Regions from separate parts of the Homo sapiens genome. Here region 2 is linked to region 1. A link is a contact called in ENCODE Hi-C or POLR2A ChIA-PET data. All regions are on one chromosome and are shown on one strand. Each heading gives the region's core, a stretch centred on a gene start or an enhancer-like site at or near the end of the contact. The rest is flanking DNA. Distances are from core to core; before and after follow the strand shown.

What was found. A loop is a pair of places that touch in the nucleus more often than their neighbours do. ChIA-PET counts read pairs that join two places held with the same protein, here RNA polymerase II (POLR2A). Pooled maps may share reads with other maps.
Region 2: a loop to region 1 is called in a map of ascending aorta, with 2.4 times the contacts of the local background. The contact joins two enhancer-like sites. A Hi-C loop is called at or near these places in 1 of 168 maps with a recorded cell type or tissue (ascending aorta) and 2 of 50 pooled maps. POLR2A ChIA-PET finds 5 or more read pairs at or near these places in 8 of 52 experiments (AG04450, CD8-positive, alpha-beta T cell, H1 and 5 more).

What each region holds. Positions count from the first base shown.
Region 1 is chr14:89,538,504-89,542,080 of GRCh38, reverse strand. It overlaps a transcript of FOXN3 not described here. Among named protein-coding and RNA genes, the nearest start is that of FOXN3-AS2, 36 kb to the left of the region's middle. Within about 2 kb of position 1,605, at least 2 of the 41 ENCODE cell types and tissues checked have a DNase peak (open chromatin) inside an H3K27ac peak, as active enhancers do.
Region 2 is chr14:89,492,604-89,496,480 of GRCh38, reverse strand. It overlaps a transcript of FOXN3 not described here. Among named protein-coding and RNA genes, the nearest start is that of FOXN3-AS1, 77 kb to the right of the region's middle. Within about 2 kb of position 2,245, at least 2 of the 41 ENCODE cell types and tissues checked have a DNase peak (open chromatin) inside an H3K27ac peak, as active enhancers do.

The DNA.
Region 1 (3,577 bases), core at 356-2,855:
GTTCTTTCACCACTTTACTTTCTTAATAAACTTGCTTTTACTTTGCACTTCGGACTCGCCCTGAATTCTTTCTTACGCGAGATCCAAGAACCCTCTCTTGGGGTCTGGATCGGGACCCCTTTCCTTTAACAACTTGGGTCTTTGGGCTTATATTTTCCTGAGTAATCTTAGAATATTGCTGATGCAAGGGACCTTTTGTAGTTCCATGTGCCCAGTTTTACAAGTAAGGAAACCAGAGAAGTGAAAAAGTTTGCTCAAGGATGTACAGCTATGTCCAGAGTGGCAGAGCAGGGAGCAAAATCCCAGCCATAGCACTGTTACGGGAAAGGGGTCCTGATCCAGAGGCCAAGAGGGTTCTTGAATCTCATGCAAGAAAGAATTCAGAGCAAGTCCATAGAGTAAAGCAAAAGCAAGTTTATAAAGAAAGTAAAGGAATAAAAGAATGGCTATTCCATAGACAGAGCAGCTGCGAGGGCTGCTGGCTGCCCATTTTTATAGTTATTTCTTGATGATATGCTAAACAAGGGGGGGATTATTCATGCCTCCCCTTTTTAGACCATATAGGGTAACTTCCTGACATTGCTGTGGCATTTATAAACTGTTGTGGTGCTGGTGGGAGTGTAGCAGTGAGGAGGACCAGAGGTCCCTGTGGTGGCCATCTTGGTTTTGGTGGGTTTTGGCCAGCTTCTTTACCACAAAGTGTTTTATCAGCAAGGTCTTTGTGACCTGTATCTTGTGCTGACCTCCTGTCTCATCCTGTGACTTAGAATGCCTTCACCGTCTGGGAATGCAGCCCGAGTAGATCTCAGCCTTATTTTACTCAGCTCCTATTCAAGATGGAGTTGATGTGGTTCAAACACCTCTTACAGCACCACCCACATGATGTGTTTGAATTGAACCAGGAAGGAAAAGTGCTTGTTTCTGTAGCTCTGGTTCCATTCATATATCCAACAAATATTTGCGAGAGATCTGTCTGGTGAGGTCCTGAGCTTCCAATGACACAATGTACAAATTGAAATCAAAATCGGTAAGAATCTTAGAATTCTTCCAATTCTAACATACTGTGACTCAGCCAGAGATACTCTGACTCAGCCACTTAGTTTATTCATTCATTCATTCATTCAGTTCCTTCATGTTGCAAACACTTATTAGACATTTCCTACTTACTACTGCAAATCTCTGCACAACAAAAGTATTTTTAAGACCCGATCTGAGTCACTTATATCAAGGAACATTCCATATAGATTTTTCTTAGCAGCAGCAGTCTTTGGATGTTTTATCCTAACAAAATTTGATTTTTAAAGGCATATAACTCGTTCATTTTCCTTTTTTTTTTTTTTTTTGAGACATAGTCTCACTGTGTTACCCAGGCTGGAGTGCAGTGTTGCAATCTCGGCTCACTACAGCCTCCGCCTCCCAGTTCAAGCGAGTCTCCTGCCTCAGCCTCCCAAGTAGCTGGGACCACAGGTGCGTGCGACCACGCTCGGCTAAATTTTTTTTTTGTATTTTTAGTAGAGACGACGTTTCACTATGTTGGCCAGGGTGGTCTTGAACTCCTGACCTCGCGATCCGCCCGCCTTGGCTTCCCAGAGTGCTGGGATTACAGGCGTGAGTCACCGTGCCCAGCCTCATTTTCTTTGTAACTGGTTGCTTTAGGTCTCCAGCCAACTTTATATGCGAGATTTTAAAAAAATGCTATCAAACTCTAGTGTAAGGATTTGCTTCAGTTTTAGGTCTATGTTAAGCATGCCTTTTAGAGGACAGTGGTAAACATTGGTTTACTTGGCTAGGTAAAGCATCTGTTTTCAAGGTCTTGATCTAACCACATACCCCACAGTCACTTGTTCCTGGCCTTTGTTGTTATCTCTATTTGCTCAGAAATGTCCACAATCCTAAAGTCTGCTGTAAATTTCACATGGTTATTGCATTACCTTCTACTACCATGCTGCAAACACCAATTTGAAGGAGTGGCGTGAGAAAACAACTAAAAGTATTTATCCTGCTGTTCTTTGCATTTTCTTTGTTCTGTTGCATCGTGATATCTGGCTATCGGATTTCATAGAAAAGTAGAAACAGCCGAGGGCACTGTTTTTGTAATTTCATATTAAACTCATTTCCTTGAAAATCTGGCTTGAGATGAGTGTTCTTCAGACTTCTCTTCCATTTTGGTATGTTTCCTTTTTCTTTTCTCATGCAGCCTATGTCTAGTTTTTCAAGCACATTGAAGTTGAATATATTTTTGTTTTAGTATCAGAAGGCACAGCTGCCGTGGACTAACCCTAACGAGCCTCCCTCTGTCACCCATCAGTGTCTCACGCAGCAGTTCCTGACCATCAAAGTGTGCTCTGTGCTAAGTACTCTGCTGGATGATTTGGCTTGAATTTCTCAATAAATACACCTACTTACCCTAAGAGGCAGTTAATATTATTCCCATTTGACTGATATGGAAACTGAGGCTGAGAAAGTGGAAGCAATTTTTAAGTCAAGTCACACAATGTAAGTGGTGAGCAGGACCCAAGGTTGTGTTTATATGATTTTGAAATTTTGTTATCGACCCTACTTATGAGCCCTGCTTTATTTCTCCATTATAGACATCCCATTTTGTTTTTCTTTTAAACTGAGACAATGGCAAAATAAAAACAGGGGAGTGTTTTATGTATCATTTTCACTGGACCGGTATTTTCTGTGTTTTTCAGAACACTAGCCAGCAAGCTCCTAAAAAACAAACATTAAATTAATTTGGTCAAAACTGCACATTATATCCTTTTCTAGGAGATACTGTTTTATTTTATTTCCTTTTCTCAAATTTCCATTTGACTACATAACCTTTTTATCTTCAAATGCCTTTAAAAGCACAAATTGGGAAAGGTTTCAGTTAAAAGACAAGTGAAGAATTTGGTATTATACAACTAAATTTTTAAAAATAAAAAAAAGAAAAGTGGCCAGGCACGTGGCTCACGCCTGTAATCCCAGCACTTTGGGAGGCCGAGGCAGGTGGATCATGAGGTCAGGAGTTCGAGACCAGCCTGGCCAACGTGGTAAAACCCTATCTCTACTAAAAATACAAAAATTAGCCAGACGTGGTGGCGGGCGCCTATAATCCCAGCTACTTAGGAGGCTGAGGCAGGAGAATCGCTTGAACCCATGGGGCGGAAGTTGCAGTGAGCGGAGATCGCACCACTGCACTCCAGCCGGGGCGACAGAGTGAGACTCCGTCTCAAAAATAAATAAATAGATAAATAAATAAATAATAATAATAAAAGGCCAGGTGCGGTGACTCATGCCTGTAATTCCAGCTCTTTTGGGAGGCTGAGGCGGGCGGATCACCTGAGGTCGGGAGTTCGAAACCAGGCTGACCAACATGGAGAAACCCCGTCTCTACTAAAAATACAAAATTAGCCAGGCGTGGTGGCGCATGCCTGTAATCCCAGCTACTTGGGAGGCTGAGGCAGGAGAATTGCTTGAACTCGGGAGGCAGAGGTTGTGGTGAGCCAAGATCGTGCCATTGCATTCCAGCCTGGGCAACAAAGGCAAAACTCCATCTTAAAAAAGAAAAAAAGAGAAAAGAAAAGGAAAA
Region 2 (3,877 bases), core at 996-3,495, 46 kb after region 1:
CTCTCTGAGGAGTGGTGTCAGGACTTGGGCTGGCACTCCTGGGAAGGAAGGTGGCGCGGGGTGTAGTGAGCAGGCTGAGATGATCTGCTCTGGGAGCGCTTGCTGCACTCCTAAAGCCTTGGGAGAAGAAATGGGTGGGTGAGGTCAAAGAGGAGGATTTGCCTAACTTCCACCACCAGCCATAGTTAATCCCCAAACCAATTAATCTGATACTTAGTATCTATCCTTTTATAACTATTGTTAACTCTAGTCAAGTACTCTTTTTTTGAGACGGAGTTTTGCTCTTGTTGCCCAGGCTGTAGTGTAATGGTGCCATCTCAGCTCACTGCAACCTCCGCCTCCCGGGTTCAAGAGATTCGCCTGCCTCAGCCTCCCGAGTAGCTGGGATTACAGGTGCCTGCCACCACACCCAGCTAATTTTTGAATTTTTAGTAGAGACGGGATTTTACCACGTTGGCCAAGCTGTTCTCGAGCTCCTGACCTCATGATCCACCCGCTTCAGCCTCCTAAAGTGCTGGGATTACAGGCAGCCAACTGCATTGTGAGCATGCTTAGGAGCAGCACGGCCCCTATAGAGAACATCGGATCAGGTGACCTAAGCAAGGTCTGACACTTACCTTGTGGCCTAGGACCAGTTGCTGATTTTTGGAGCCTCAGTGTATCTTCTGTGAAATGAGATTGGTGATACCTACCAAGTTAATTCGTGGAACTCTCATGAGAGTCAAATGAAATAACCTATGTCAAAATGCTTTGTGATACTAGAGGAATGTAAGGGCATTGATAATGGCAGAGATTTGAACTTGAAGCAAATAAGAGGCAGAAATGTAAAGTTAATGGAAGGGACTGCAGTTTTCATTGCTGTGGTTCTGCCTCTGAAGTTTATGAGTACTGGTTGTGATTAGTTAAAGGGTAATCCTTACCTGCCCTGCTAATACTTGAAGACTAGGTTTTCTACTGGACCCTAACATCTTTTTGAGATTGCTTTTAAAAAGTGATGAATTTCTTTAACCAGTAAGGTGTGTATATATCCATTTTCTGTTCTGCTTTATTTTAGGAATGAATTTATTATTATTATCATAGTAAATAGCCAAGCATGATTCAATTTAGGAAAATAACAGGAAAAGTTTGCTCATCTTTTCTAGGCTAATTTTGCCATAATCCCCACAAATAAAGTAGTGGTTTCTTTAAAATATGCCAGTTCAGGGTCACAGAGCTGCACTTTTAAAGCCTACAAGTGATTATTTAGTGCGAAAATTGTATTCAAGTGAAACACATCAGCATGCAAATCTAAAACGTGGCCATTTTCATCTAGATTGAATATTATTAACCAGCCCAAGGGATATGATGTAATTAAGATTTTGAACAGCTTACTTTTGTCTACCGTGATGAATATTACCCCAATATTTAAAGCGGCTTACCAGTTGAATAATGAGAAGGTGGCCCAGTGCACCAATAACCATACATTTTGGCTTTTAGGTGCAGTGAATGAGTTTGACTTTTCTTCACAGGTCCAAGCATTGATAAGGACAGAGATATGAACTTGAAGCAAAAAAGAGAATGTTCAAATTCCAGGAAAATCACAATTCCTTTCTGAATAATGGCAGATTTCCATGTCATTGCCTACTCACTCATTTTAATACCTTCTTGCATGGGTTTAGGAATAAAGACCAAGTGGGGACAGATGAATCCCTTGTTAAGGGTTTATGCTTTTGCCTAATTAAAACTATTGGGTTTATAGCCTGCTAATGCAGCTCTACTTGGAAGGGAGAACAACTCTTAGCTTGGATCCACTTCAGAAAGTTTGCAAGGCCTCCCTCTGCCTTTCAGAGAACTGAGAAGGTACATTTCTGATAGCATCTTTCTTCTGGTGCCATTCCAGGATAACTGTTCTTAGGGGAGACAAGATGCTCACCTTTTCTGTCCTTCCCACACCATTTTAAAAGAAAGACAAAGTTCTTTATTTCTCCCAGGAGAAGTTCAGGAAAGGATCCATTGCAGAGCTGCACCACCTTAAGCAGACAGCCCAGCCGGCAGGCTAGGTTGGTACCACGGCTCATTTCAGCCATCCGTATTTTCAGGTGTACCATATGTATTTAGTACATCATTTGATAATGCTAAAAAAATATTAAAGCAGTGTGAGACTAAAGGAGAAAGAAGATGAATGTTAGCATTCCCCTGGGGTTCATGGGTGAAGGAATTAACACAGCGTGGCACTCTACCCTAGCTGTGTTTGTTTCCATGGCAACAGCTACGTACATGTTTCAGACTATCTACAGTGACACAGTTGCAGAAATAGTAGCTTGCAGGTTTCTGATATCGCATCAGTGGACAGGCGGCATGCACTATATTAAGTAAGTGTAAAAGAATTTAAAATATAGCTCTGGATTCAGATGTGTATTAGCTCAACTGAACGATGTGTCGGGGGTTGCGGCATTCCCCTTCTGCACGATGGCAAAATCTGGGCAAAGTTGAAAGTTGCAAGATTCCAGTCAAACAATTGTCCTTGCTTGGGTAAATATCCTCAAATGAAAAAAAATGTGAGTTACAAAGGTAAGAAAATGGCCTTGGCAGATGACATATCAAAGAAGGATATTGTTAATGAAGCTATTTTTTTTTTTTTTGGAGGGGGGTAGAGATGGATAAGAAATGAAAGCTTTGGTTGGAAATAGCTGAGTCTTAAAGCAAATCGAATGTGCAACAGAATCTTTTTAACAGCTGCTGAGTTTATGGCAACTAAGGTCTTTGAATGTATCACTGTAGAAATTGCTTTTATATCAGAATGATCAGGTGAGGAGCAGAGAGGTTGATTAGGTGTGCGGTTAAGGGGAAATCGGGGCTCCATTGTCTTTTCTGAAAGCTTATGTAAATATCTCATTCTCTCCAAGCTGACCCTGGTTTGTCTTTGACATTTGCTGCTACTTTTTAGTACCATTTGCTGGTATCTGTGTTGATCTCATGCTGCCACATTGTAACCTTATATGACTTCAGTGTTGGTTACAGAGCAACCAAGTAAAGATGATAGACTTTGTAAGTGTGTGACTTTGCAACCAAATTGTGCAGTAATTTCGGAGGAGTGTTCAAATGAGTATTTATTTGCCTGCTAGACCCCTACTTTTGAATAGCAGCCTAGGTATTAGGTTAATGGATTTCAATGTGCACGTTATGATTGTGGGAGCTTTCAAGTATGTTGTAGTGCAATTTACACTGAGTTTTTAATGTCAAAAAATTTTTTTATTTATGCCCATTATTCGATTTAAGCCTGCATTTACCTCATAGTTTTATTATTCGTGTATCAGTGAAGAGAATGTAAAATGGCATGGTAATTTAAGCTAATCTATTCATTTGAAGAAGGTTAGTTTTCCGACCATAGGTGGACTTTTAGAAAAAGCGATGCAGACAGCTCTTTGGGCTGTATGAGACTATTTTTTTATGTGCACAGGGAACTATCTACAGTATGTACTGCATATTATTCTTTATAGTCATTATTTGATCAGATGTTAAGAGAATACCTCTGAGGCGCTCGGAGTTTCTGAGCACCCACGCATGTGGAGGGCCAGGACAGGTTTTGGATTATAAACCAGGGACTTGAACCCTGGAATGTACCACACCCCAGTGGGTAGATACAATGTGCCTTTCTAAATAAGTTGATAAATGAAATGAATGTTGAAGCTTTCCATATATGCCCATGTGTAGTCTGAGCAATCCAGAGATGGGAATTGAAATTTGTGTCTTCTATGGGGGTTGTTTTTTGGTTTTATTTTATTTTGTTGAGACAGGGTCTCACTTTGTCGCCCAGGCCAGAGTGCAGCGGTGCTATCTCGCCCTACTGCAACCTCTGCCTCTTGGGCTCTAGCGATCCTTCTGCCTCAGTTTCCCA